2 separate regions of the Homo sapiens genome follow, and region 1 is linked to region 2. Evidence: chromatin loops called from intact Hi-C (ENCODE). Cell type or tissue: left ventricle myocardium inferior. All regions are shown on one strand. Links, peaks and the distances in the headings refer to the core of each region. The heading gives the core; the rest is flanking DNA.

Region 1 (14,163 bases), core at 6,164-14,163, 96 kb after region 2:
GGGACCCGGAGCTAGTGCTTCCTGCTGCTGTGGGGACTGTGGGGCTCCTGACCCTCACGCTGAGGGGTTGGAGTCTGCAGGCTCCGGGCAGAGGATTCTTCCTGCGACTTCTCTCATCCCCAGCTCATTCTCCCCTGGCCTCCCGCTGCCGGGGATCCTCTCTTGTCTTGCATCCTTCCCTGCTACTATTAACTCCAGTGATCTAAGGACACCAGATTCCCTCCCACCTCCTCCCCTGCCCTCAGGGCACCTTGGGTCCTGTTGCCCTCCCAGCTCCCTGTTACCCCTTCCTATCTGCAGTTCTCTGATACATTTCTAGGATGTCCTCTGCCTCATCCCCTGCCCCCGCCACCGCAGGTCCCTCCTGCCTCCCTTATGGGCCTTTCCTAGAAGCAGCCTTAACCCAGGGCTGCCCCTATGCCTCCCACTCCCAACTCTCCCTGACCCTAACTCTCTGGTGCCGCCTTTTGTCCCAGGGTCTTCCCTCCGTCCCACTCCCCTCTAGACCACCCAAGGGGAGCCCTAGTGCTAATGTTGGTTGGGCCTTAGGCAGGGCACAGGGCAGGGCAGATGCCCCCTCCCCTCTAGTGCAGGTGCCTGCTCTGGGCCCTGCCTCACGGTGGCCCCTTCCCTACTCCTTCATCCTCAGCCCCACCCTCTTGAGGACCCCCCACTCCAGCCCACGGGTGCTGGACCATCCCTCCCTGGTCCCTCCGCCCCTCTCCGCCTTGGGACCTTGTGCTGCTCCTACCTCTTGCCCAGCTGCCTTGGGCCCTCAGCAAGTTCTCATCTTTCCCAAGCCCCACCCTCACTCAGAGCACCCTCCCCTCCTGTCCTCACCCTAACCAAAGTTCCCCCAGGGTCACCCCCACACCATGCTCACCCCATCCTCCAGTCCTTGCCCTGCACATCTGTCCTCCTCTACCCAGACCCAACACAGGCCGTGTGTCCAACTGCTTCTTTTTTTTTTTTTTTTTTTTTTTTTTTTTAGACGGCGCCTCCCTCTGTCGCCAAAGTTGGAGTGCAGTGGCGCGGTCTCGGCTCACTGCAAGCTCCGCCTCCCGGATTCAAGTGATTCCCCTGCCTTAGCCTCCTAAGTAGCTGGGATTACAAGTGCCCACCACCACACCCGGCTAATATTTTGTATTTTAATAGAGACTGGGTTTCACCATGTTGACCGGGATGGTCTCAATCTCCTGACCTCGTGATCTGCCTGCCTAAGCCTCCCGAAGTGCTGGGATTACAGGCGTGAGCCACCACACCTAGCTGGTAATTCATTTTTTAATTTTTGGAGGAATCAACACACTGTTTTCCATAACAGGTGCCCTATTTTGTATTTCCAAATGCATTACACAAAGGTTCCAGTTTCGCAACCTGTTTGCCAAACTTGATATTTCTGTGTGTGTGTGTGTGTGTGTGTGTGTGTGTGTTTGATAATAGCCAAACTAATTGGTGTAAAGTAATAGTTCATTGTGGTTTTGATTTGCATTTCCCTAATGACTGCTGATGCTGAGCGTCTTTTCATGTGTCTGTTGGCCATTTGTACATCTTGTTTGGGGAATTGGCTATGCAAGTCCTTTGCCTACTTTTGTATTAGTTGAATGTCTCCTGTTTGAGTTGTAGGAGTTCTTTATGTATTCTGGATATTAATCTCTTATCAGATATATATGATTTGCAAATATTTTCTTTCATTCTGGGGGTTGCTTTTTCACTGTGTTTATTGTGTTTTTAATGAACTTTTTTATTTTGATGAGTCCAATTTATCAATTTTTTCTTTGTTGTTGTATCTTTGGTGTTATATCCAAGAAAGTGCTATCAAATTCTATGGCATGAAGATAATTCCCTATGTTTTATTGTAAGAGTTTTTCAGTTTTAGTTCTTGAGTTTAGGTCTTTGATGTTTTTCTTAGTTAATTTTCATATGTGGTGTAAGTTAGGGATCCAACTTCATTTTTTTTTTTTTTGGCATGTGAACATCTGGTTTTCCTAGCACCATTTGTTGAAAAGATGCACTGACTCTTTAAGACCCTTGCCACCAGCCCACCCCAGGGGACACCAACTGGTCCATCCACCTCCCTACTTGGGGCATTGCCATGCCACTCTGAAGCCCACACCATTGCTTCTCCCTGGGATACGGACCTCGTAGAAAACGTCTCTGGCACCACAGCCTACCTGCCCCTCCTGCCTCACAGCCAAGTCTCCCTTGCCCCCACCTTGTCCATGTTGAGCCTTCCTCAAAGGCAGTGGACCTTGCCTCCATCTCACCCTCACCTGTGCACCACAGCCATGGTGGTCATGGGTCCCTCTGAGCCTGGGTCCCTTACAGTTTCTGCTCTCCCCTCTGGCAAGACCTTCCTTCCACCACTGCCTTCATGCTCCTCCCTTGAACCTGCAGGGCAGCCCCTTCCATTGGCCTCCTCCCTATATCCTGAGGGGGCCTGTGGCTGCCCTGCCCTGGCACCTGGCCTACAAGTTTGCCATCCCCATTCCCCCTTCTTCTGTTCCTCAGTCCCCTCCTCTATCCTCCCACCTTCCCAGTTTTCCTTGCGTCTGAAATCCTCATTCTTGTCCCTTTGCCCGTGTGCATTTCCTGCCTCCTCAGGAAGGTCGGGACAGCAGACCTGTGTGTTAAACATTGATGTGAAGTTACTTCCAGGAAGAAGTTTCATCTGTGATTTCCTCTTCCCCAGAGCCCCACAGTCTTTGTTACAACCTCACGGTGCTGTCCCAGGATGGATCTGTGCAGTCAGGGTTTCTCGCTGAGGGACATCTGGATGGTCAGCTCTTCCTGCTCTGTGACAGGCAGAAAGGCAGGGCAGGGCCCCGGGGACAGTGGGCAGAAGCAGTCCTGGGAGCTGAGACCTGGGACACAGAGACTGAAGACTTGACAGAGAATGGGCAGGAGCTCAGGAGGACCCTGGCTCATATCAAGGGCCAGAAAGGAGGTGAGAGTGGGCAGTGGGCAAGAGTAATGGGAGAGGCCTTTTCCAGGAGAGTTGGGGGCAGAGAGCAGGACCTGTCTCTTCCCACTGGATTTGGCTGTGAGTAGGGGTGAGGAATGGTGCTCAGCGGGGCTCAGCCCACACAGGGAGGGATGGAAGAGGGCCAGGGAGGGGTCCTTCCTGGTCCGAGTTCCTCACTTGGACTGGAATGGAGAAGTCACTGCTGGGTAGGGGCAGGCAGCCTTGCATTCCCTCCAGGAGATTAGGGTTTGTGAGATCAGGAAGCCAGCAGCACCAGGGGCTTTAGGCATTTCTACACATATGGGAAGCTCTTCCTCTCTCCCAACCTGGAGACTCAGTAATGGACAGTGCCCCGGTCCTCCAGAACTCAGACTTTGGCTATGAATGTCACAAATTTCTGGGAGGAAAATGCCATGCAGACCAAGACACACTATTGCCCTGTGCAGGCAGACTACATGCAAAAGCTATGGTGATATCTGAAATTCTGGAGGTATCAGAAAAACAGGTACTGTGAAAGTAGTGGGTCCTCCTATAGAAGCCTGAACCTGGGGTGGGCATTAGGCAGGAAAGGAAGGCCTCAAGGCCAGGGCTGCCTCATCTGCCTCCCAGCCTGCCCATCCTGGAGAGCTACCTCCTAGCCCCACGACCCAGGAGCCCACCCCTGACAACCCTCTCCTCAGCATCAAAGCCGGAGTCCCAGAGTGTGAGGCCACAGTCCTGAGGCCCATCTTCCAGCAAGCCTAGGGGAATTGGACCCCAGGTAAGGACCGATTTGCAGAAGGTCTGGGGTCAGTGTGGGTTTCAGCGAGAGTCAGAACAATAGAGAGGACCAGTCCTGTTCCCTGCATCTCCCTTAGAGGGGAGAAAGGCTTGGCCACATGCCTCACTGGCTCTGCCCTTTTGTCTCCAATGACCCCCACAGTGAATGAGATGCACAGTGGGGCCTTAGAAGGCAATGTCACCATGATGTGCTGGCCTCCATCTTCTATCCCTGGAATATCTCTCTGACCTGGCATCAGGATGAGGCATCTTTGAGCCAGGATGCCCAGCAGTCTAGGGGTGTCCTGCCCAATGGGAATGGGACCTACCAGACCTGCATGGCCACCAGGATTCCCCGAGGAGAGGAGCAGAGGTTCACCTGCTACATGGGACACAGAGGGAATCACAGCACTCACCCTGTGCCCTCTGGTGAGCCTGGGGCAACTCTCAAGGGTTTCGACCTAGGGAGGTCAGGCCAGGGTGGGGATAGCAGGGACGGCTGTGGCTTTGCGTGCTCAGTGTGTCACAAGGCCCTTTTTTTAGAGAAGGCCCTGGTGCTTCAGAGTCAATGGCAGCCATTCTGTATGCTGCTATTGCTACTGTCATTATTATTAGTATTAGTAGTAGTAGTAGTATTCTCTGTGTCCTTTGGTGCAAGAAGAAGACAACATCAGCTGCAGAGTCCAGGTGAGAAAACGGGGCAGTGGCTGGAGATGGAAGGACTCCTCTCTGGGCAGCAGGGTCCCCTCATAGCTCCTGCACAGATAGACATGTAGGTAACAAGGTCCTGGAACAGGGGATGGACATTGGGGTATTTGGGAGGGGAATGGGAGCCACATCTCCATCTACACCCCTAAGTCCTGCCCAAGCCAGGGCTGGGCCACGGCCCTCAAATGTCCAGCGGTGGCCTCCTCCTGCTGCAGGTGAGGAGTGGGCAGCAGGGAGGGCTGTGGCACCTGCTCTGTCCCCATCCTGGTCTCTCTTGTTTCTTGGGCTCACCACGGTGCGTCCAGGTGGGGTGAGTTGAGAATCACGTGCTGATTGCTGAGGGCCTGGATGATCATGGCTTCAGTGGGAGTAAATAGTAAAGGCGGCTGTGATCTGGGGAGGGGCTAGAAACTGGAGAGGAATCTGAGGAGAGGCGGTGCCCCTAGTCTCTTCCTCTCTGCATCCCTCTCTCCTGTTTCTCCAGCCATCAGGAGGACACCAAGAAAAAGACCCACGAAGCCCAGACTGGGAGGCCTGCCTGTGCAGCCCCTTTGAGGTCCCCTTGTAACAGGGAGGGTCCTGAGTGCACACAGCCATCTCTGTCCACTTTGCAGCTCCCCATGGGCCTCCTCCAGGAGCTGTCTTGGGGGTATCATGTCCTCTGCATCACTGGAGGTTCCCACCACATGGCCCTGCCTCCCTGAGTTTCTGTGCAGATGTTATGGAGGAGTATATAAGCAGACATCCCTGGGCCATTTGGGAAGCAGGAACCAGCTCCTTGTCAGGGCAGCTGTGGTCCCTATTTTCATCATATGTCCAAGTGTTACCTTGTCTAGCCCCCAGGAACACAGTCCCCAGGACCATGTTTTTTGGGGCACCCACAGCAGGGGCAGTGCAGGTCTGGTTGCTCCTGCTCTCACCTGCAGCATCTCCCGTAGAGGAATTGTCAGTTCTGGTTCCCTGTGGGCAGTAAAGGTTTCCTTGTAGGTCACTGGGGCATTGGCCAGAAAAAGGTTGTGAAAATCACATGCTAATTTCTCAAAATTCCTGCTTTCAATGTTGATGTCCAATAAAGATGTTCATAATTTCAGCTGGATATTCTTAATAGGATTTCCTCCAATACCGATGCTGTAAAGCATATTGAATGGAACAGGAATTCAAATTTGAAACTCTCTCTCTAGAAGGGTCCATGTGGGAGATGGTGGCTGTGGCTGTGGCAATCCCCAGGTGCAGAGTGGGCGGAGGCAGCCTCAGGCTGAGGGGTCTCAAGAAATCCCTTATTCCATAGGGAGAAGAAGAAGATCCTCTGTGGGTGTGAGGGCAGTGGCCTGGGTGGAATCCCTGCTAGGAACCAGACAGGAAGGCCTTGCAGCCTCACCAAGCAGCAGCCCTGGGGTGGAGCTGGATTTCCAGGGATGAGTGGACCAGGCAGGAGCAGGGCATCCCAAGTGCAGGTCATGGACCTGGGTGTCAAGGGAAGCAGAGCCTTCTTGAGCAAGGGGGTCTCCAGGGTCAGGTCAGGTGCAGACCCCATGGCAGCCACGTGTTTCCATCCTGGGCCTGACAGGCCTGCTGGGCTTCCTGGTGGGCTCTCCAGGTAGGAGCTGCCTGCTCAGGACTGGAAGGGGAGGAACACTGAGCTGTAGGTGGAGGGCGGAACCCACAGTGGGCAGGGCCTGCCCTGGTGTGCAGGTGCTTCTGCAGGAAAGGAGGGCCTGGGGAAAGAGGGAGAGAAAGGCCTTGTGTGTGACCCAGCCCAGGCCTGGAAGTACGTGGAGCCAGGGCCTCTCTCTGGGGAGGCCTCCCACTGTGTCCGAGCTGGCCAGGCTTGAGAGGAGGGGAGGGCACTGAGTTTCTTCTGGAGTCTTGTCATTTAGTCCTGCGGCCCTTTCAGTCCTTACAGAGTGCATAGTGGGCACAGGGCAAGTGCTGATCTTCATGAAGTCATGGGAGGGGACTGGCAGGGGCTGGGAAAAGTGCCATAGGAGGGAGAAAAATGTGGGAGCATCATCTTCCCTCAGAGAAAGGGTGAATCTGATTTTGGAGTGACTGAGGAGGGAGAAATCCTCAGGGAGTAAAAAGCAGCACTCTGCACCCAGGGGAGCATTTATTGGTTTCTCTATTTTCTGCAGAGCACGTGAGCCTGCAAGGCCCGGATCAACGCCCGGTTGGGACAGGAGACCACCAGGGCAGTGCACAGCTGGGATTTCAGTCTCTGGTGTCAACTCCTGGGTCTACTGGCTCCACTGAGGGCAGCTACACTCTGCAGCCAGATGGCCAGAATTCAACTCCCTGCCCAGGTCTCACCAGCACTTTCCCACTTGGTGCCTCAGTTTCCTCATCTATGAAATGGGGAAACTAACAGCATTTATTTCTTGTGGTTGGGTGGATGAAAAGCGTTAGTATATATGAGGGGTTTGCAGCTGTGCCACATTATTTTTGTTATCATTTGATTATATTTTAATATATTACATATGCGGTCATTGTATTATTATTATAAATGAGATTTATGAGTGAGTGTCCTGGTTACGGCTCCTTCTGGGGAGCCCAGGACCAGCTTTCCTGGCACCTTGAGGTCCCCTCACCCTGTCACACTCTCATGCATTACCTCATATCTACTATGTCTTCATAATTTTATACTATAGAAATTTACCCTTTAAGTAGACATTTCTGGTCTGTGTTTTATTTCAAGTGTCTGGGAAGGGATAGAGTATGAGGTTCAAGAGAGAAGGAGAGGTCTGTCTTCATGCCTTGACACAGCACAAAGAAATCTCCCCACCTCCCCCACATCTCCCCACCAGTTCTCGGTGATGGACAGATTCACAGCAACACAGAAAGGGCTGGGAAGGGATGGAGGGGGACATCTGCAGCCAGTGTTTAGGGGCTGACCCTGTGGGAAGACACCTGCCTTGCAGAGGACCTCTGCATCTTGCAGATGCAGAGCTGAAGTCTGATATGAGGGAGAGGACAGGGAGTGCTTTGGACTTTCCTGATTAAGAAGAATAGAGATCAGTCTGCTTCTGGGGTTAAGTGACCCCTGGGGAGATTGGACTGAATTAATGAAGAATAAATGAACTGGGAATGAGGATGAGTAAAGCAAGTATCAGCATCTCCCATTATCAGTTCAGACTGATTGGTAGATGGGGAGGTGGGATAGTTCCTGACCCTGTTGTGAGGTTCCTTTTAACTTTCTGGCCTTGGGGCACAGATGGGTGGTGCTCTTCTTGGTCAGGGTAGCCTCGGCTCCACTCAGGTAAGGCAGTGGTGGCAGGGAGAGTTATGGGATCACCTGTGAAACGGACCAAGGCAGGGATGGGAGCCCTCTGTGCAGCAAAAGTGGATGCAAGGCCTGCCTAGAAGCAAGAGGATGAAGGAACCTAGTTGGGTCCTGGTCCACTGCCTGCCTGTGTTCACAGGTCAACCAGTAAAGGAGGTGGGGTAGAGAATTCAATCGTGGGCTATCTATCCAGAGATGTGTTTACAGGTGTATTATTTCACATTTGTGTTCACGTTTGGTGTCAAAAACACATTTATACATGCCTATTTCATGTTTAAGTATTTTCACATTTTAGTTAACCCTTAAATATCATTGTTGAATGCGGTTGTCATTAGACATAAACTTGCATATTCACTGAAGCTTTTGTTTTTATTTTAATCAAATTTATAATTGTGCACAATTGAAAGAGTCAAATATTTGTGCAGAATCTCTTGAGAAAAATGAGAGTCCTCTCTGCCTCTTCTCAATTTCTGCCTTTCTAGGGGCCAACCACTTTCAAGTTTTTTAGCTGATTCTTTTGACTTTACTTCTGTATCTCTAACTACCATTTCTTTATTATTATTGCTTGATTTTTTTCAGATGCACCCATTGTTGCACAGCGCAATGGTGGATGCAACAGTTAAGAGTACTTGTTCTCTTTCACTCTTCCCAGTATATTTATATAGTGATTATGTTTAGTTCAGCCATCTCTTGTTTCTTTTACCATGACTAATCCTCTCATATGTCAACTGGACTACTTTTCACTGCCTGTACAACATTGGTTCTTCTTGGAGTTAATACTTGCATTTGTTTTTGTTTATTTTATTAACTCTCATTAATTTAAGTTTGATATCTCTTTTGTTTGTATGATTCTTTCAAGACGTTGGACACTTTGGACATTCTGTTAATTTTATCTTCTTGGAAATGTCCCTCCTGGGCCCTTCTGGCTGCTCCCATCTGGACTGGAGGCTTCTCCCCGTGGAGCAGAGTCACTGTCCTAGGATCTCCCTCCATCACTATCTGGGAAGGTGCTTTACATGCAGTGGAGCCACCTGGGTTCCAGCCAAAATGCAGACTGATTCAACATGTCAAGGCTGGGCCTGTGAGCCTTTCTGTCTAGTTTCAGGAGGTGCTGATTTTCCTGGTTCATGGGTGATAGCTGGGGTAGCAGGGATCTCTCTTTTTGTCTCATAGTTTTCTGTATCTAAGGTAAGCGCATACTAATATATTTTTAATGAATTCATGTACTTTTTCCCTAAATTAGTAACAGGGCTAATTAGTCTTTTCCTTGGGCCAAAAACTACATTATGTAAAATTTGGTATCTTAACTATTTTAAAGTATACAGTAGTACAGTATTAACTGTAAATACATAGTTGTGCAACAGATCTCTAGAACTTTTCATCTTGCAACACTGAAACTCTATGCCCATTGAACAAACATTCATCCATCCCCCTCACCGAGCCCCTAGCAGCCATTAGTCTACTTTCAGTTTAGACACCTCATATAAATGGAAATGTGCAGTATTGGGTTTTCTTTGTGATTGGCTTATTTTACTTAGCAGTGTCCTTCAGGTTTATCCCTGTTGCAGCCTGTGACCAGGTTTCCTTCTTAAGGCTGAATGATATTCCGTTGTCGATATATACCACATTTTCTTCATTCATGTGTTGGTGTGTGTTGTCTTGGCTATCGTGAATAATGCTGCTTTGAATATGGGTATACAATGTTTTTCTTTTCAAACCTTCCCTCACTTTGGTGGAATTAATCCTTTAGTAGCTACTTCTGACAGCACATATTTAAAGTATGTTTGTATGGTTCAATTTTTCCATTGTTTTTATTCTCTCCAGGAAGAGGAGATAAATATATGAAGGTGCTGTTTGGCACAGAATTTAATAGGGAAGAAAGAGACAGTATAACTCACCAGTGCTGGGTCTCATCATCCTGCAATTTCAGAACAACTATGAATACAAAAAGAATTTTAAAATCCCAGTCCTGCCTAGAAAGGGGAAGTCATCTCTAAATATGGTGGCCCTGGGGCAGCTGGCCTCCCTGCCAGGCCTCTTCCATGGGGGCCCTTTCTGCAGTGACTGTGGTTTCTTCCCATTTTACTCTGTCCTGTGTCCTGACTGAAGCGACAAGGTGTGTCTGCAGCTGTGCTCACACCTGGAGGAAACCTCAATGGTGTGAGTAAATTGTAAATGTTTACTTATTATGGGTTATTTTATTATTTATGAAGTATGTATTTTGATTTCATTCTACTGACAACACAATAAACCAGGACATGATGACCCTAGCAGCACATCCTCTTTCCTGTGTCAAGAAGCATCGTCCGGGGAGGTGAGAAGAAGACAGTCCTCCCTAGAATTGAAGAACCAGGGAGAACCAGATGGGCTGGGCAGGTGGGTTTTCACCTGGAACCTGGAGGATGAGCAATGACATCTCTCCACCCTGAGCTCAGCCCCGGCATCCACCTCCTGGGCTCATGAGCAGTGCAGTGGTGCCTCCTAGTGGTCTCTGCTCTTCCTTTTCCAGATCAAGCACAAACCTGAGATCCAACTGTCCCTCTTATGCGCCTGGGTTTCTTCACTGGACACCAGTATGAGTCAACTTTCCTGTAAAGCAGAACAAGCACGAGATTGGACCATGTTAGAGGAGGAATGGTGTCATCTCCACTTCTGGAGAGATCACTGTCCCCGTGTTTGGGGGAAGGACCAAGCCTCACTCCCATGCAGAGAAGAAGCTCTGACTGTAACTGCACCTGTGGAGAGGTGAGGACCTGTCCCCTCTACACCGATGGCCAGAGCCTCCAGAGTGGGGCCAGGCTTTTCCCTCAGCTGTGTCCTGTCAGGTTTATCTAGGCCTCAAAGAATAGACCCTGGACATTGCCTCTGGCAATGTGAGCTGGACACACACCCAGATGTAAGGTAGCCCTGCCAAGTATCCTGGGGTTGCCAGTAGTTCTGGGTGCTCAGTGTCTGGAGCGGAGGGTGGGAAGGAGGCTTGATGCAGAACAAGAACCATATGTCACATACTATTTTATTCTTTATTAGTGTTTTTGTCATAAAAAACCCCACGGGTACCATAAAAGATAAAAGATCTAAAAATGGTGCCCTTTAATCAAAAGTAAACACCCTTTAACCATCAGAGAGAGGGAGAAGTTTGGCAGCTGACCTAGAAGCCCCATCAACTGCCCCAGCTCAATGATAAACTCTTCTCTTCTTCAAATAAAAGCACATCCTGGCTTACATGGCCATCACTTCTTTGTACAATTTTATATTTTTATCATCTAAAGTTATAGTTTAGTTTTACCTTTAAGAGTATATTTTTATCCTCATTTATTCCATAGATTCCTGCTTGAAATTTATATTGTCTGGTAGTTTCCTGTCCTTTGCATTTTGCAGATTGCACCCCAAGGTGTGGTTTAATGTATCTCTATGACCTGTATTTTCTGTAAATTGGTAGTTTGTTATAGAGGTTTGCGTCTATTCAGGGTTTTTTTTTTTTTTTTTTTTTTTGCCATGAGGATTGATGGTACTATATCATGTTTTTCATCAAGAGGAAGAATTCAATACTAGTTATTTCTTTTTTGTGATGTTAATTGCCATTGCTGTTCAGTGGCTAAATCTGTTAATTCATTACAAATTGCAAAAGTCTCAGTCTTTCATTTCTTTTCATATACTAGCTGCATAATTTCTAAAATAAAAGATTTACCCTCTTCCACCAGTTATCTATTCAGTAGAAACTTGTTTTTTGAGAGACTAAACCAAGTTTCTAATCACCTATGACCCAGCAATTCCACTTTTTGTTATATACCAATAGAAATGCATGCATTTGTGTCCCAAAATATATGAAAATATTATTTATAGCAGCACGATTTGTAGACTCTGAATACAACACAAATGTCTATCAACAGTGGAGAGACAAGAAGTGTGAGCTATTTATAAAGCTGAGCACCTGACTGCCACGGGAGTGATAGTGACCACACACAGCAAGACCTGGGACATGGCAGTGACTGTGTCCAGAACTGACAGAACTAATCTATCATATTAGAAATCAAGAAAGTGTCTGCTCTAGGGTTGGGGAGGGTGATTTATGACCAAGTAGAACCCAATGGTGTTTCCTGGAGGCTGGAAATGCTATTCCTTGATGTGGCTGCTATTTACCTGAGTGTTCACTTTGTGAAAATCCACGGCCCACTTATGGTTTGTCCACCTTTCTCCATGCATGTTGTCCTTCATTCAAGTATACATTTCTGATGTTTTGAAACAATTCTCTCTAAGCTAATATAGAATCTCCATTACTGAAAGTCCTTAGAAATGCTGCATTGGAAAAAATTAGTCCAATTATTAAAAATCTATGAAATAAATGCTGTGACTCAGACATTAAGAGGAGAATCTACAACAAGAGCAGTAGGCTTGGGAGCTAACGCAAGAACAGCTTTGGAAATGGCTGTTGAGCCAGGAACTAGGAATCAAAACCCAAAAAGGCCCATGCAAGGTGGAGGGTGTGAAATGATGCCCCAGTAGTGCATGAATGAATGAGTCATGGGCAGTGGCTCATGGGTTGCTTGGTCAGTCAGGAACTTGAGCAAAATAAAGTTGGAAAACTGGGGGATGGAAGAGAGAGGTATGCACAGACCTCTTGACATGGGCAGAGCTTCAGAAGATGGTGGTTGCAGGTTTCCCCAAATAGAGAACATCAATAAAAAGGTAGAAATTTTACAAAGAGACCAGATAAAAAGTTTGGAGCTGAAAAGTGCAATAACTGAAATGAAAAATTCACTAGAGGGGCTCCAGAGCAAATTTCACCATGCAGAATGGAGAATCAGCAAGCTTGAAGATAAGACAATTGAAATTCTCTAGTTCAGTAGCAGAAAGAAAAAAAATTATGAAGAAAAATAAACAGAACTTTAAAGATCTGTGAGACAACATCAAGCACATGCACTTTGGGAGTCCTCAAAGAAAGGAGAGAGAGAAAGGAGAAGAATGACTATTTAAAGAATAACTCCAAACCTTCCAAATTTGATGAAAAACATTATTCATCCAACAAACTTGACAAATTTTAAGCAGCAAAAAAAATTAAATTTAAAGAGGTCCACACCAAGAGAACATTATAATCAACCTGTCAAAAGCCAATGACAAACAGAGCATATTGAAATGAATAACAGAGAAGGAACTTTTCAGGTTCAATGGATCCTCAATAAGATTGCAGCCCAGTTTTCTTCAGAAACCATAGAGTTCAGAAGGCATTGGAATGTTGACAAATTTAGAGGTCAGAAAAAAAAAGACTGTCATGCAGGAATTGTGTGTCTGGAAAAACTCTCCTTCAGAAATAATGGATTTTATATATATATAAATATATATATATACACACATATATATACATATATATACATATATATGACTATACATAGTACTACATATATATAACTATATATAGTACTACTATGAAATTATATATATAGTACTATATATAGTAGTCATACTATAAAAGCTAGTAGTAATATGTATATTTTTGGTGTTTATATGTGTGTGTGTGTGTGTGTGTGTGTGCATATATATATAGTACTATATATAGTAGTCCTATAAAAGCTAGTAGTAACATGTATATTTTTGGTGTTTAATTCTTCCTTTGTTTTTCCTATTTGGTTTAAAAGAAAATGCCCATTGACTAATGAATGAATAAACAACATGTAGTGTATTTCTACAATGGAATATGATTTAGCCATAAAAGGAATGAAATACTGATACATGCTACAACATTGCTGAATCTCAAAAACATGATAAGTGAAGGAAATCAGCTACAAAAGGATACATATTTCATGAACCCATTTTTGTGAAATCTTCAGAAGAGACCAATCTATAGAGAAAGAAAGCAGACTTGTGGTGACAGGGTCTGGTGGCAGGAGGAAATGGAGGGTGACTGCTTAATGGTGCAGAGTTTCCCCTGAGGTGATGAAATACTCTGGAACTAGAGAGTGATGATGGCTACATAACATTGCGAACCTACTAATTGTCACTGCATTGTACACCTATTGTACAATGGGTACAGTGGTAAATTTTGTGTTCATGTATATTGTATCACAGTAAAAAAGAGGCTGAAGAATAGATTCCAAAATCTTTTATATGGTAAACTCCTGAGTTTGCTTGAGCATCTGCCCATCTGTCTTTCCCCCTCAGGATGTCATCTCCTACTCAGAGCTCACCCTTGTTCTTCTGTAAGTAGAAAGCCTTTCTTCACAACACTCCCAGATCAGCCAGACCCAACCCCCAAAATGACTTTCTGTCTTGGATCCAAATGCTCAGGTGCAACTCTGGGGCAATTTCAGTGGGAGTGAAGAGATTATCCAACTAGGATGATTCATTTGGAGGGAAATGTTTGACCTTATGTTAGGAAAGTCATTTGCTTTCCTAAAAAGGATCCTGCTTACCAGTGAGTATATAATTTTTGTATGCCCGGGGTGGAGTTCACAGCAGAGGA
Region 2 (16,225 bases), core at 8,226-16,225:
CCTTCTACTATTTACCTATTATAGGAAAATCACTTTTAATTAATTAGATGTGAAAATTCTAAGAAAAATATTAGTAGACTGTATTAACCAATGTGTTATAAACAGACTGTCTTGACCAAGGTATATAGCCCAAGAATGCAAGGATATTTAAACTTTAAACCTTTTAATGCATTTTGCCACTTAATTAAAGAATAAAAAACAGAGATGATGTTATTTTACTAGATTAAGAAATTATTCTAGATGAAATTCAGCACTCCATCTGACCCATATTTCTCCAGTCATCTCCAGGTTAAAGAAATCATGCAATCAGATTGGGGCCACTCAAATAATACAAAATAATCTCCACATCTAAAGGTCCATGCTCTTAATCATATCAGCAAAGTCCCTTTTGCTGTGTAAAGTAACATATCTAAATGGTCTGCGTCTTAGGGCTTGGACATATGTGTGAGGCCATTATTTTGGATTCCACAGTGTATATGGTGGTTGAATGAGGTTTAATTTAATTCTTCTCTAATTAAATTCCTAGAAGAAGAGAAGTGAGTAAATGGAAAGAGGCATTCCAGAAAGAGGTTATCTTAAAATATTAAGGAAATGTATTATTGTAAATAAAGTCTTGATGCCACAAAGAAATAGCACTCAAATATAAAATTTTCTTTTTTTCTTCTCAGCAAGGCAATTACTTCTATACAAGGGTGTGCCCTCACAGATGGAGCAATGGTGAGCACACCCCTGGACAAGGAAGGGGAAGGGGTTCTTATCCCTGATGCACGTGGCCCCTGCTGCTGTGTTATTCCCCTATTGGCTAGGGTTAGACCGCACAGGCTAAACTAATTCAGATTGGCTAATTTAAAGAGAGTGAAACAGGTGATCAGAATGAGTCAGGGTGGTGCAGGTAACTGGAATGAGTCAGGCTGGGGCAAGTAATCAGGATGAATCAGGGTGGAGCAGGTAATCAGAATGAGTCAGGGTGGAGCAGGTGACTGGAATGAGTCAGGGTGGAGCAGGTAACCAGAATGAGTCAGGCTGGAGCAAGTAATCAGGATGAGTCAGGGTGGAACAGGTGATCAAAAAAGGTTGCTTTATGAGGAAGTTAAGTTTAAAAGTAGAGGGCAAAGAATTGAACATACTGACATGTTAATTATTTTAAGAGAAATTTAGAACTCATACCTAACAGTATCATAGCACTGTGAATAAAAAGAGATCCACATTTACTCATACTGCACTGGAACAGAAGATGTTAAAGAGAAACAGATATCTTAAAATTTGCCACAGGAGAAACACAGATCCTCTAAGAAGCAACTGGTTAAAATGTAACTGACTATCCCCTGTCAGCCACAGCAGCCAGAAGCAACATAATCATCAAAGATCTGAGAGAAAACCAATGTCAAACTAGAAATTTGCAGCTGACAAATCTCTCTTTGATGAATAAAGGTAAAACAAAACATTATCATATAAATGAAACTGTTGCACTGTCTCCATAATACCCAATTTCAAAATATCTACAAGAACAGAGAAATATGTAAGAACAAAAGAGAGAAAGAAAGCATAAATTTTAATTTGTAATCTTTGGTATATGTAACTCAGTACTGTCATAAAATATTAATAATGTAGCTTTCAAAGAAAAAAGTCATGTAAAATACATAACATGCTGTGCTATAATTTCTTTATTTATCTTCCCACCCCCACCTTTGACTTCTATGAAGTCCAAGGAAGTTTGAGTCTTTTATCTGAGGCTCAACTCCATAGAGCACAGTACCCAGAATAAGGTAGGTGCTTAATGATGTTTACCATTTGAATGAGTTTCCTGGAAGTACTTAGCAGATCAGGAATTCTGATGCATAAGCACAATTCAAAGGTGGCTGAGGAGTGACATCAGAGAACATAGTGGCATAGGAACTCCAAGGGCCACCTCTGCACAGAGACAATGTGCTTGTAAAACATCACTATAAAAAAAAATCCCTTGGCTGGGCATGGTGGCTCATGCCTGTAATCCCAGCACTTTGGGAGGCCGAGGTGGGGGGATCACCTGAGGTCAGGAGTTCGAGACCAGACTGATCAACATGGAGAATCCCAGTCTCTACTAAATATACAAAATTAGCTGGGTGTGGTGGCTCGCGCCTGTAGTCCCAGCTACTCGGGAGGTGAGGAAGGAGAATCGCTTGAACCCGGGAGGCAGAGGTTGCAGTTAGCCGGGATCATGCCATTGCACTCCACCCTGGGCAACAAGAGCAAAACTCCATCAAAAAAAAAAAAAAAAAATTCCCTCGGAGAGCTGTTAAAGCAAGAATTCCTGGACCTACCACCAGATATTCTGATTGGGTTGATAAAGAATCAACTGCATTGGAACCCTGAAAAATCATCAAAGGTTTATTGCAACCTAGCAAGTCCAGAAAAATCAACTGGAACTCAGGAGCAGAGCTTTGTGGCACCATATCTTACCCTTGGCCCATTCCTCCCTGTTCAAGTCAGTAGTGATCTTGAAGACAGCAGCCTGGTTCCTTAGTGTGGGCTCCAATGCCAGTGGGAGCCGAGTGGACCATGTTCTCAAAGTGTTGTGGTTGTCTACCTTTTCCTGTTGGGTGACTCCGTGAAGGATGATAAGAAATGGCTTACATTGGGCTGGGCATGGTGACTCATGCCTGTAATCACAGCACTTTGGGAAGCTCAGCTGGGTGCATTTCTTGAGTTCAGGAGTTTGAGACCAGCCTAGACAACATGGTGAAACTCCATTTCTACAAAAAATACAAAAATTAACTGGGCATTATGGCATGTGCCTGTAGTCTCAGCTACTCAAGAGGCTGAGGTGGGAGGATTGCTTAAGCCCAGGAGGTTGAGGCTACAGTGAGCCAGGATCGTGCAACTGCACTCCAGCTTGGGCTTCAGAGCAAGACCTTGTCTAAAAAAAGAAAAAAAAGAAAGAAAAAGAAAATAAATGGTTTGCATTTATTTTCCCTACTCAGAACTCTCTTAGGTCACAGAGGCAGAGGGCATCTGCTAAAACCATTTAAGTGCCACTGAACCAGCAGCTGCCCCCTTGGGGCAAAAATATATTACATGAGAAAGGTAATAGACATACAGAAAAGCCTGGAGGAGAAACTGGGTGAGTGAGATGGGAATATGGGTTTTGAAAAGCTTCCATATCCCTGGGAATCTGTATAGCCTCCTCCATGACCAGTATGTCGCACAGACTCACAAAGCACCTGAGAATGCCCTGTGTTCACACCTCTTGCTAACTTTCAATATCTGCACAAGTAGGAAATGAAGGCCAAAGCAGTATTGTAAACTGCCCAGCAGAGTGTTGAGGGCATGCCCCAAAACACACAGAGAGCCCAGATAAAAAGATTGAATTTTCTTTTCTTATTTCTTTTTGGCTGAAGATGTTTCAGGAAATATCTATCAAATCATGAGTTGACCACTAAGCTTACAGAATAGAGACTTCAGTGATGACACACAATAAAGAATACAGTCTATACAAAAATAGTTTAGAAAACATGATTTTCAAAGTCACCACATGTTAGTATTCAAAATAAAAATGAGGTATGCAATTAAACTAGACAGTAAGACCCATTCTCAAGAAAAAAGAGGAATTGACAGAAACTGTTCCTGAGAAAGGCCATTGAACATACTTACTGGACAAACAACTTTGAATTGACTGCTTAAATATGTTCACAGAGCTAAAGGAAACTATGGGCAAAAAACTAAAGGAAATCAGAAGAACTATCTTAACTCAAATAGAGAACATCAATAAAAAGATAGAAAGTTTAAAAAGAAACCAAATAGAAATTTTGGAGCTGAAAAGTGCAATAACTGAAATGAAAAATTTACTAGAGTAATTTTACTATTTTTTACTATATTTTACTAGAGTAAATTTACTATTTACTTTTTTACAAAAGCAACTTTCACTATGCAGAATGAAGAATCGGCAAGCTTAAAGGTAAGACAATTGAAATTATCCAGTTTGAGGTGCAGAAATAAAAAAAAATTATGAAGAAAAATGAACAGAACTTAAGAAAACTGTGAGACAACACCAAGCATATGCATTTTGGGAATCCTCAAAGAAAGGAGAGAGAAAAAGAAGAATGGCTATTTGGAGGAATAATAACTTCAAATCTCCTAAATTTGATGAAAAATATAATTTTACTCATCCAACAAACTTGATACATTTTAAGCAGCAAGAATTTTAGAAGTCCACACTGAGAGACGTTATAATCAACCAGTCTACACCAATGACAAACAGACCATCTTGAAAGCAATAACAGAGAAGGAACTTTTCAGGTACAATGGATCCTCAATAAGATTAACATACAAATTTTCATCAGAAACCATGGGGTTCAGGAGGCGTTGGGATGACAAATTTAAAGCTGAGAAAGTAAAAGGACTATCAACCAAGAATTGTATGTCTGCAAAACTCTCCTTCAGAAATGATGGAGAAATCACGACATTCACAGGTTAAAAAAAGCTGACTGAGATTGTCTCAACCCTACAAGACATATATATATACACACACACACATATATATATTTGTAATTCCTCTCTTGTTTTTCCTATTTGATTTAAAAGAAAATGTCCATCGACCAATGAATGGAGAAACAACATATAGTTTTTTCCTACAATAGAATATTATTTGGTCATAAAATGAATAAAGCACTGGCATATGCTAAAACATTGCTGAATCTTGAAAACAAGACAAGTGAAGGAAGCCAGTCACAGGAGGCTACGTAACTTATGAGCCCATTTTTGTGAAATATTCATAAGAGGCAAGTCGATAGAGAAAGAAGTGGATTTGTGGCGACAGGGTCTGCTGGCAGGTGGAAATGGAGGGTGACTGCTTAATGGGTGCAGAGTTCCCCCTGAGGTGATAAAAACACTCTGGAACTAGAGAGTGATGATGGTTACATAACATTGTGAACATACGAATTGTCACTGCATTGTGCACTTTAAATGGTTACGGTGGTATCCTTTGTGTTTATGTGTATTTTACCACAATGAAAAAGAGGCTGAGGAAGGTATTCCAAAATCTTTTGTATAGTAAACTCCTGAGTTTGCTTGAGAATCTGCCTATCTGTCTTTTCTTCTCAGGACATCATCTCCTACCCAGAGCAAACCTTTGTTCTTCTGCAAGTAGAAAGCCCTCTTTCAGAACATTGTCCAAGATCAGCCAGGCCCAACCCTCAAAATGACTTTCTGTCTTTGACCCAAATGCTCAAATGCAACTCTGGGGCTAATTTCAGTGGGAGTAAGAGATTATCCAATCAGGATAATTCATTTGGAGAGAAAATGTTTTGCTTAAGTCAGCAAAGTCCTTTGCTTTCCTAAAAAGGATCCTGCTTACCAGTGAGTACAGAGTTTTTGTACATTTGAGGTGGAGTTCTCAGCAGAGTAATTAAAGATATCTGTAGAAACACCACACACATTATGTGTAGCTGACTGATTCACCCCTCTGCCACCCCCAATTGAAGGAAGGAGCTGTATTCTTATCTTGGCCCATCCATCAACTGAATGCCGCTGGACATGGAACATTACAAGTGTGAAGCTTCCAGGGTTCTCAGTTGCTCTTCCTGCTGTTGTGGAGACTCCATTGGTGTGGCTCACATCCAGGCAGGCCTGCAGGAAGCTGTTTCCTAATTCTCAAGGCCAACATTTTCAGTGAACCCATACCAAAACCCTAGGTTCTCAGGGACTCAGATTTTCATCTGTGGAAGAAAAGAATCCATCTCACTCTCTCAGGTGTGATGGTAATTATATATATTATAATATAATATATATATACATAATTATAATTTATATATCTATAAAAGAGATAATCAGTATTCCATAAATTGATGATATTCTCAGTGTTGACTTCATTGCCCAGGTGAACACTGTAACAGAAGGATGAGTCATGGATTGTAGAGGAACAATATTTTTTTTACTCTCTGGAGGAGCCATCAGTAGGCATTTCTGCCATATGGACTTCAAATGAGAAATTTGTTTTAGGTTGAGATTGGAAGGAGATCTGAACTTCTTTTTATTATTATTATTTTAAATATGAGGTCTCACTATGTTCTCCAGGCTGGAGAGCAGTGACTATTCACAGGTGTGACCATAGCCTCAAATTCGTGAGCTCGAGCCATTCTCCTATCTCAGCCTCCTGAGTAGCTGGGACTACAGGTGCCCACCACAGTGTTCAGCCACTTTTCATTGTTATTTTACTTCAAATGTTTTATTTTGAATGTTAAAAATACATGTTTCTACATTAGAAATATGAAAATGTATTTGATTACAGAAGAATTTAAAATGCACACATCAACACCTGGTTGAATTTTAAAGAAAAAAAAATGCAGAGAAGAAAGAAATATCACCCAGGCTTCCCCTCCAAAGAACCACTGCTATCATATTATTGAAACTTCCTGGACTGCAGTGTGAATGGTCATCCCTGGAGCTATCTTCTGCAGTGATGCTGACTTCCATTCTTTTGTTTTCTATGTATATATTTTTATATATGCTTTCATTGTAGAAAGTTGCATTCATAAGTTTTGGGGTTTTTTTTAAGATGGAGTCTCACTCTGTCCCCCAGGGGCTGGAGTGCAGTGGCATGATCTCGGCTCACTGCAACCTCTGCATCTCGGATGCAAGTGAGTCTTCTGCCTCAGCCCCTCGAGTAGCTGGGATTACAGATGTGCACTACCACGCCTGGCTAATTTTGTGTTTTTAATATAGATGGGGTTACACTTGTTGGCCAGGCTGGTTTTGAACACCTGACCTCAAGTGATCCACCCACCTTGGCCTCCCAGAGTGGTTGTGGGTTATTTTGAAGTTGCTTTTTGAATGTATTATTATGAAAGTAGTTTTCCATGTCATAAAGTCTGCATAAAATTTACACACTTCTAGAAGCTGCATCCCATCTCAAACAAGGAGAAGTCACCAGGGTTCTTTTAGATCCATGTGCTTTCATCTTGTCTTTTGGTAAAGAATATTTTGACAAGCATGTTTGTACATGAAGATTCTTCTATGGTTGTGATTTTAAAAATTCATAGAACACTCAGGATGGACATGGTGGCTCATGCCTGTACTTCCAGCACTTTGGGAGGCTCAGGCTGGCAGATTGCTTGAGCCCCTGAGTTTGTGACCAGCCTAGGCAACATAGAGAAACCCTGTCTCTACAAAAAATTCAAAAGAATTAGCCGGGCTTGGTGGCACATGCCTGTAGTCCCAGCTACTTGGGTGTCTGAGGTGGGAGGGTTGCTTAAGCCTGGAAGATTCAGGCTGCAGTGAGCCATGAACAACACTGCACTCCAGCCAGCAAGCCCAATCTCAAAAAAATAAATTATAGACTACTCAAATTGTAAGTATTAAACCAGTGTCTGTGAGAGTTTTTCTGGAAGGGATGTGAGTGGGTGGACTGGTGGGGAAGATGCTCTCTCACTGTGGGCAGCCACAGTCCAATCACCTAGTGGCCCAGATAGAACAGAAAGGTAGATAGAAGTAAAATTTCTCTCTGTCTCTGTCTCTCTGTCTCTCTCTGTCTCTGTCTCTCTCTCTGGAACTGGGGCTGGGACACCCTTCTTCTCCTGCCTTGGACATCAAAACTCCAGGTTCGATGATCTTTGGACTCTGACTTTTGCACCAGTGAGCCCCTTTATCCTCCTGTTCTGTATTCTGGGTCCTCAGGGCTTTGACTTTGGACTGAGCCACGCTACTGGCTTTTCTAGTTCTCCAGCTTCCAGACAGTCTATCATGGGACTTCTCAGCCTCCATAATTGTGTGAGCCAATTAGCCCAATAAATCACCTATCTATCTGTCTGTCTATCTATCTATCTATCTATCTATCTATCTATCTATCTATCTATCATCATCTAACATCTATCTATCATCTATCATCTATCTATCTATTATCTATCTATCATCTATGTACCTATGCTATTGGTTCTTTCTTTCTTGGTAACCTTAATAAATCAACAGACAATAAACAAATAAAACCTGTCATAGTATCACTGATAATTGCCATTAAGAAAAATATGCTTGGGTTAGAAGATTGGTGGCGGTGGTGGGAATGGCAGGGGATAGATTTCAGAAGAGGTCACTGGACAAGACATTTCTGAACACTTGACCATGGGACATTTAAGCAGGGACCTTAATGGTGTGAGGAGTGAGCCATGTGGATCACTGGGCAGCACATGCATGTGGGAGTCACAGCAGGGGCAGGTGGTAGAGACAGGGTGGAGTAGACAAGAAACTGGTGTGAGTGGAGAAGAATGAGCTAGGCTGAGAGTAATGGGATGAGGCCAAAGTGGCCAGAGGGGACCCTGTGATAAGGAGTGCATAGGAAATGGTGGGAAACTGGGGTTTCCTTGTGCCTAAGAAGGGAAGGAGCTGGAGCGTTCATAGGATATGCCCTAATTCCCATTGGAAAGGCACGCTCTCTCTGTTGTGTGGGTGATGGACAGTGGGCATGAGAGTCAGCAGGCAGCCCAGCTGGAAGGCCCTTCCGGTTTTCTATCCTAGTGAGGATGGTTCTGGGGTGGAGGTGGCAGAGGAGTGAGAAGTGATTGGATTTGGTGTTGATATATATTTTTAAAATTGTGGTAAAACACACATACTATACGATTTACCTTCTAACAATTTTTTTCAGTGTACAATTCATTGGCATTAAGCACATTTACAATTGATGGTGGTTACACAAACACCAACATGCATTTTCAGAACATTTTCATCATCCCAACAGAGACTGTACCCATTAAATGACAGCTGCCCATTGTTCCTGCCTTCAGCCCCTGGTAACCTGTATTCTACTTTCTGTTTTTGTGAATTTGCTTATTCTAGGTGCCTCATATAAGTGAAATATCATATTTGCCTTTTTTTTGGCTTATTTTATTTAGCGTGTTTTCAAGGTTCCATCCAATCCAAATATTCTTCACTTTTAAGGCTGATTAATATTCCATGTGTATATGCACCACATTTTGTTTTTCCAATCATCCTCTGATGGACACTTGGGTTGCGTCCACCTTTTGGCTATTGGGAATAGCACTGCTATGAGCATGACTGTACAATTATCTGTGTGCATACCTGCTTTCAATTTTTGGGGGGTATACACCCAAAAGTGGAATTGTTGCTTCATATGGAAATTCTATGTTTACCTTCTTGAGAAAGCGTCATCCTGTTTCCATGATGGCTGCACTGTTGTTCACTCTCAGCAGCAGTGCACAAGCATTCCATTTTCTCCACATCCTCACCAACACCTGGACTAGTGAAGCTGAGCATATTTTCATGTCCTTATTGGAATTCCTTATTTTTATGTCCTTACTGTGTATCTTCTCTGGAGAATTGTCTATTCATGTCTTTTACCCATTTTTGAATGAGATTGTTTTGCTATTGTTAAGTTGTAGTTCTGTATGTAGTCTGGATATTAATTCTTTATCAGATATGTGATTGGCAAATATTTTATCTTATTCTATGCAGTTTCTTTTATTTTCACTTTTTTTTTTTTTTTTTTTTTTTTTTTTTTTTTTTTTTGAGACGGAGTCTCTCTCTGATGCCCCAGCTGGAGTGCAATGGTGCAATCTCAGCTCATTGCAACCTCTGCCTCCCAGGTTCAAGCGATTCTCCTGCCTCAGCCTCCCGAGTAGCTGGGATTACAGGTGCCCACCACTGCGCCCGGCTAATTTTTGTATTTTTAGTAGAGACAGGGTTTTGCCATGTTGGCCAGGCTGATTTCGAACTCCTGACCTCAGGTGATCCACCCACTTTGGCCTCCCAAAGTGCTGGGATTACAGGCGTGAGCCACTGCGCCTAGCCTCTTTTCACCTCTTAATAGCGTCCTTTGATGCAAAAAAGTTTTTACATTTTGATGAAGTCTTATTTGTCATTTTCCTTTTATTGCTTGTACTTTTGGTCACCAGCCAAGAAACCACTACCAATTCTAATGACCATAAGACTTTCCCTCAGTATTTTCTTTTAAGAGTTTTACAGGTTTAACTCTTAAGATTAGTTCTTTAAGGCATTCTGACTTAATTTTTGAAAAGGGTGTAATGGAAGGGCATAAATTTTGTCCAGCATCATTCTTTTGCATGTGGATATCCAGGTTTCCAGCACCATTTGTTGATGCACCATCTGTTGCAGTGGGGCTGACACATTTGTAAGATGCAATGAGCACGAATACATGGGAGCACCATGAATTTATTTACATGTCTTTACTTCACAGTTGTTTTGAGGAGGCTTTCACTGAGAAACCTAACAGAAATGAATACATATGACTTCCTATAAAATGAAATTTAAGTAAAATTATACTTTTTAAAATGTTAAGACTGGAGCAAGACTGGAACATCACCAGACAAACAGAAACATAGGCTGAAATGAAGGGTTTATGTTTATCTTGCTACAAATTCTGTTGGCCCACAATCTCTTATGCTTATTGCATAAGAGAGCCACAGAGTGGGGTGATAGCTCAAATAACCAGTCCCTGGTTTTCTGCTTCAGAAACAAGTTTAAATTCTCTGCTTAGACAAAGTAAAGAAAATAATTGAAAGATGTTGAATGTGAAGTTGGCATCTACAAAGTCAAAGAAGTGAGTAGTAAATGTAAACATCAGGAATCCAAGGAGATTCTATCTTTTTACACAGAAATGGCCTCACTATGCACTGCTGAAGGGAGAAGGTCCCTCCAGGAGAACTTCATGATGAGGAAAAACCCAATATGATGTAGGGGTTTTCTGCTGCAGCCCTAAATTGAATTGTCCTTCGCTCTAAATACAGGTCTCACAAAGTTTTATGTCTTCAATGATTTCACCTGGGCCGAGATTTTGTTTTGTTTTTGGTGTTGTTTGTTTTGAGCTGCTGCCTGGGGCTTAGAAAAGTGACTTGGATATTTTGCCAAAGTTGTATTTCTTTGATGGAATTCGAAATCCATGAACACTCTGCTTTCCTGCTGTATTCCCAGAGCGGGTTGAGTACCTTGCACTTCTTTTCAGCACTTCCCTAGAAGTGGTAGAAGATTTGGAGTTAGGGCCTCCCTCAATCTCTGCCCTTTCTTTAATTCAGAGGATCACAAACTGTTGGGGGAAGAGTGGTATCTTGGGCCCCCAGTTGATCGGATGAATATTAATATCCAATGTCCTGTAATGAAGTCATGTGTGCATGTAACATCACTTCTGCACGCAGTGTCATGGGAAAGTGGGTTCGCGGACCCCAGGTTAAAAGCCTAAGCACTAAATGCACAGAGCTAGAGCTCTAGGAGGGGCGGGATGGCTGGGGTGGAACGTCATCTTGTCCTTTAGTCCTGGGGCATTTTCACTCCTCACATGGTGGGTGCTGGGCATCTGGCAGGTACTGATGTTGATGGAGTCGAGGGAGGGTACTGGCCGGAACTGGGAAAAACAGGGTTGGGGAGATAATTAAGGTGAACATTATTTTTTCTGAGTGTAAGTCATGGCTTGAAATCTGGAGAGCCTGAAGGAGATCCCGCTACCTAAACCCGTTTTCCTTTTCCCTCAAGCCTCATTTGGCCACAGGCCCAGTGTCAACACCAGGGGGCGCCACAGACCATGAAGGCACCGCGCAGCTGGGATTGTTTGTGGTGGGCTCCTGGGTCCCTGACTTAACCAGGGAAGCCAAGACCCTGCAGCCAGGTGGCCTGGATTCAACCTTCAGCTCTGGTCCTACTGACACTTTTCTTCCTGGTGCCTCAGTTTCTTAATCTGTGAAATGGTGAGGACATTACAGCACTTACCTCTCGGGCGGGTTTCTCAACAGCAGCCCTATTAAGAATTTGAGACAGAGAATCCCTTGTGGTCTGTCCTGTGCATTGTGGGAGGTTTGCCAGCAGCACCCCACTCACCCCCTCCCACCAATCCCCACGTGACAACCGAAAATGTCCCAGGATTTTTAGGTCTCCCTTGGGTCTAGAGCTGCATTTAGTCAAGCATTTTCCCACCTGACATTTGAGCTCATCTCTGCTTTGGTCCACATAAGGCCACTTTAAAAAGATGTTGTTTCTTTAAAGATTCTAACCATCTTTTAAACAAATCTATTTTCTTCCTTTATTTCTGCATTCAGTTAATCCTTCCAAACCCTTGGTTTAGTATATCTCAAAATGTATCAACTCCAGTTCTAGTAATTAACATATGTGACTTGCATGATATCTGCTATGACCCCTAGTAGAGTTCTGATTCCTTTAGCACAGGGAATGTGTTCTCGATTCTGCTCTGGATGATGTAAATCAATTTATTTTACTTTACTTGTCTGGGATGTTGCTCCTCACCTGTAAAATGTAAATGTGGATATGGCTTGGATTACTAAGTGGTTTTATTTCTTCATTCACCTGACATTTGTTGTGTACCTGCTGCAAGTCAAATACATGGTATGATATTGTTTCCTTGTTCACACCACAGCAAATGAGAAAATGAGACATTATAGCCAGGTGTGGCGGCACAGGCTTCTCGTCCTAGCTACTCAGAAGGCTGAGGCAGGAGAATTGCTTCAGCCCAGGAGTTTGAGGTTACAGTAAGGTCTGATATCACCATTGCATTTCAACCTGGGCAACAGACCCTGTCTCTGAAAAAAAGGAAAAAGACACTGTGAGCTGTCTACATGTACTCTATGTCTCAGGAGACTCATGTGCTGTAATTTTTCTAAATGGCATCTCCATGTGGTCTTTCATGAATGTTTGTCTGGTATTTCTTTTCTATCTTTTTACTTTCAACTTTTCTGTACCTTCTACTGAAATTATGGCTTTTGTAAATAGCCTACGGTTATTTATTTATTTACTTATTTATTTTTATCCCTCTGCACTATTTGTCTTGTAATTGGAGTGTCTGAGTCCATTACGTTTAATGTCATTGTTGACCTCATTGGGTTTAAGTCTGTCCATTTTCATTTACTGCCTTCTAATATTATCTTTCTTGCTCAACTATTTTTCTTCTGTTGCCTTCTTTAGATGAATAAAAAACTTTGCATTATTGTGGTCTTCTCAGTAAGTGTTCTAGTTACAAATTCTCTTATTATTTCTTTAATTATCTGAGAAAGCACAATAATCTGTGACTTATTATAACCAACAGCAGACCATAACTTCCCTGACTTTCACCTACCTGTGCAGACAGCACAGGGGAGAATCAATGCTCTGGCTCTGAGACACAGGGGTGGTGGAAGTAGGATAGTGATTGGATGATGAATCTGTAGCTGCAGAGGCATCTGGGCCCCTCACCTTCATTCCTCGTAGATGTCACCTCCACTGGATGCCTGCAATGCCCTCTCCTCTGTATGCTCCTGCCAGAGTCTCCCCATCTCCATTGACAGCAGCTCCACCCTTCTGCTCACTCAGTCCAATACTGTGGGTGTCCTTGATTCTTCTTTCTCACACCACAGATAAATCCATTAGCAAGTGCTGTGAATTCATCCAGAATCCCATCACTTCCCACTATTTCCCCTGCTCACACCCCAGTCAAGGTAAGCGACGTCTCCATCCTGGAATACTGCACTCCTTTCCCACCGTTTTTCCCACTGCCTCACTAGTCCCCCACCTCTCAATTCTGTTCTCAGCACAGCAGCCAGAGAGAAGCTTTCAAAGGATAAGTCCTACCATGTCCCACTTTCCAAAACTGTCCTCTAACTCCCCATGTCATTCAGAGCAAAGGTCAACATCCTTCCCACACCCTCCAGGGCAACCTGCTCTGGGCACACCTCTGACTTCATTTCAGTTTCTCTCTGTTCAACACTTCTGGCCTCTTCCTCCTTCCAGGAACACAGACAATTTCCTGCCCTAGTGCATCTGCACTGAAGGTTTCCCTGCCTGAAAAGAACTTTCTGAGACATCCGTGTAGACAACTCCTCACATCCCTCAAATCTTTACTCCAAGGTCACATTTGCAACAAGGCCCATGCTGACCACCCAGCACAACAGCCACCTCCCTGTACCCACAGCCCACCCTCTGGATCACCTGCCACACAGCACTTGCCACCTTCTAACTCAAGCATTTTCTGTTCCTACTCTGCTTATACTATATCATCTGCCTGCAGAGGTGTCCAATCTTTTGGCTTCCCTGGGTCACATAGGAAGAAGAATTGTCTTGAGCCACACAAAAAATACACTAATGACAGCTGATGAGCAGAAAAAAATAGAAAAAAGAAAAAAAATGCATGGATAATTTTCATGATATCTGCCACTACAGATAAGCAAAAAAATCGTCACATTCTAAAGCTGTCCTGGGCCACATGCATCCCGAGAGCTGCAGGTTGGACAAGCTTGCATCTAGAATGTATACACGACAAGGCCAGAAATTTTTCTGTTTTTACTTTAACGATGTTTTCTAAATGCAAAAACAGTCAAATACCTAGCAGACAACAAATGCCACTTGAATGGATGATTACTGTAGTGCGCCCCCCTATTCTAAAGGCAATATCTTTATTAATGTAGACTCAGGCCAAATGTCATTTTGTAGCCGCTGTGGAACAATATTATCTCATGTGGATATAAATGCACCAGTGCTTTTCTCACCAGGGCTGCTTTTGTGTCCTCCCTCCCTCCCTCCTCCCACACCAATCCTCCTGCACACTGCAGCACACAACCATATTTGTCTCTTGAGGAAAGATAACCCAAGGCTTATGGCTCCAATTATCCAACCACATATGAATCTAAATTAGACTCTGCTTTACAAATCCATGAGTTTGGTTTGGAGCCAGCAATAGGATTACTACAACTCAGGGCAGGAAGAAGAGTAGGAGAGAGAGCAGAAGAGGAGTTCCAACAGAAAGTAAACTACAATGAAAAACTCTGGGACCTCTCCTCTCGGGAAGTTTCAGAATCTGCTTCCTTTAAGAAGGTTGGGGAAGCCAGGCATGGTGGCTCACACCTGTAATCCCAGCACTTTGGGAGGCAGAGGCGGGCAGATCACAAGGTCAGGAGATCAAGACCATCCTGGCTAACATGGTGAAATCCCGTCTTTACTAAAAATACAAAAAATTAGCTGGGTATTGTGGCATGTGCCTGTACTCCCAGTTACTAGGGAGGCTGAGACAGGAGAATTGCTTGAACCCGGGAGGTGGAGGTTGCAATGAGTTGAGATTGCACCACTGCACTCCAGCCTGAGTGAGGCTCCATCTAAAAAAAAAAAAAAAAAAAAAGATGGAAAATACAATTGAAAGAGACCTGGAAGGAGGGGAAGAGGTGTAGGGGTCTGAAAATTTTTCTTCTGATAACACAGGAACTTCTACGTGTAGGGACCATCCTAGGTGATATCCAAGTCTATGTGATCACAGGTCCTGGTGGGACAAGGTTCTACTGAAGGGCCAAGGACAATGGAGCAGCAAAGATGACCCAGCTGAGCAGTGACCACATAAAGTTCATGGTGGCCTGAGCACCCACTGGGCGCAGCCCCATCTACTCTCCTCTCCTGCAACAAATCAGCACAAGAAACACGTGTACTGTGGAAAGTTCTCATGTCTTCCATTTATTTTGTCTCTCAAATTTCAGGAATCTTCTCCTTTAATTAACCCATCAATCTCTCTTGGAAATAATTTGAAAAAGTAAATTTATACTCAGATTCTAATTTTAATACAGAAGTAAGTTATAGCTCAGTGGACCACAAATTTGAGACAGAGACGGAGACATCCCAGCCCCTTTTCTGGAACAGGAAAGGTGATTGGGGAAGGAATGCAGTTCAGCATGAGGAAGAGGGTCATGGTGGGCACAGGGGTGGGCTGGTCTCTGCACAAAGAGGAGTCAGGGTTCTTGAAGTCACAAAGGGACTTGCCACTCAGTCCCACACAGGGCAGCTGTTTCACACTACAGAAAAATATTCATGAACAAATTCATATCAGTCACAGTGAGGGGTGACACTTTAAACAGCCCATCACATGCTCAATACATTGAAGTCAAAGAAACCTCATAGCACAGCTATGTCCCCTGTTCCCCTCAACAACCCACACACATCAGGCCCCCCGGGGTGTCACATTTACAAGCCGTGAGAGACACATTAGAGCCCTGGGCACTGTCACTGCCTAGAGTAGAACAAAAACAGCACCTGGTCAGAGACCACAGGAGATGTGGCCAGAGGAGGAATTGTGGGGTGGGTGAGCTCCCCCATGGGCTCCCAAACACAAGATCCCAAGGATCTCAGGGATCAGCCTCCTTCATACTTACTTGCAGCCTGAGAGTAGCTCCCTCCTTTTCAATCTGTGGGAAGAAAATGTCCTGTGAGAGGCCAGAAAGGTGGCAGGGCCATGAGGTCCTAGAGGAACCTCCTAGTCTTGGACCCT

Evidence for each region. A loop is a pair of places that touch in the nucleus more often than their neighbours do. Peaks named below come from ENCODE experiments on the same cell type or tissue, not always from the same donor. Only the 100,000 strongest peaks of a DNase experiment are listed, where the experiment ranks them.
Region 1: a loop joins it to region 2, with 3 times the contacts of the local background. A loop is called at or near these places in 74 of 110 quality-filtered maps.

Annotation. Positions count from the first base shown.
Region 1 is chr6:29,734,254-29,748,416 of GRCh38, reverse strand. The region is part of intron 1 of HLA-F-AS1 (HLA-F antisense RNA 1); the gene reads left to right. It also overlaps a transcript of HLA-F not described here, the pseudogene MICE and the pseudogene HCG9P5. Among named protein-coding and RNA genes, the nearest start is that of HLA-F-AS1, 7.7 kb to the left of the region's middle. RefSeq lists an enhancer at 1-69. In left ventricle myocardium inferior, for the core only: a CTCF peak has its summit at 10,197 (motif pointing left); a DNase peak (open chromatin) is centred at 10,156; H3K27ac peaks cover 1,478 bases.
Region 2 is chr6:29,830,295-29,846,519 of GRCh38, reverse strand. HLA-G (major histocompatibility complex, class I, G) reads right to left here. Exons shown (of 7, transcript NM_001384290.1): 6 at 16,110-16,142; 7 at 15,499-15,752. The coding sequence ends at 16,138. It also overlaps the pseudogene HCGVIII-2. Among named protein-coding and RNA genes, the nearest start is that of HLA-G, 11 kb to the right of the region's middle. RefSeq lists an enhancer at 360-1,559. In left ventricle myocardium inferior, for the core only: CTCF peaks have their summits at 11,289 and 11,504 (motif pointing right); a DNase peak (open chromatin) is centred at 11,518; H3K27me3 peaks cover 7,921 bases.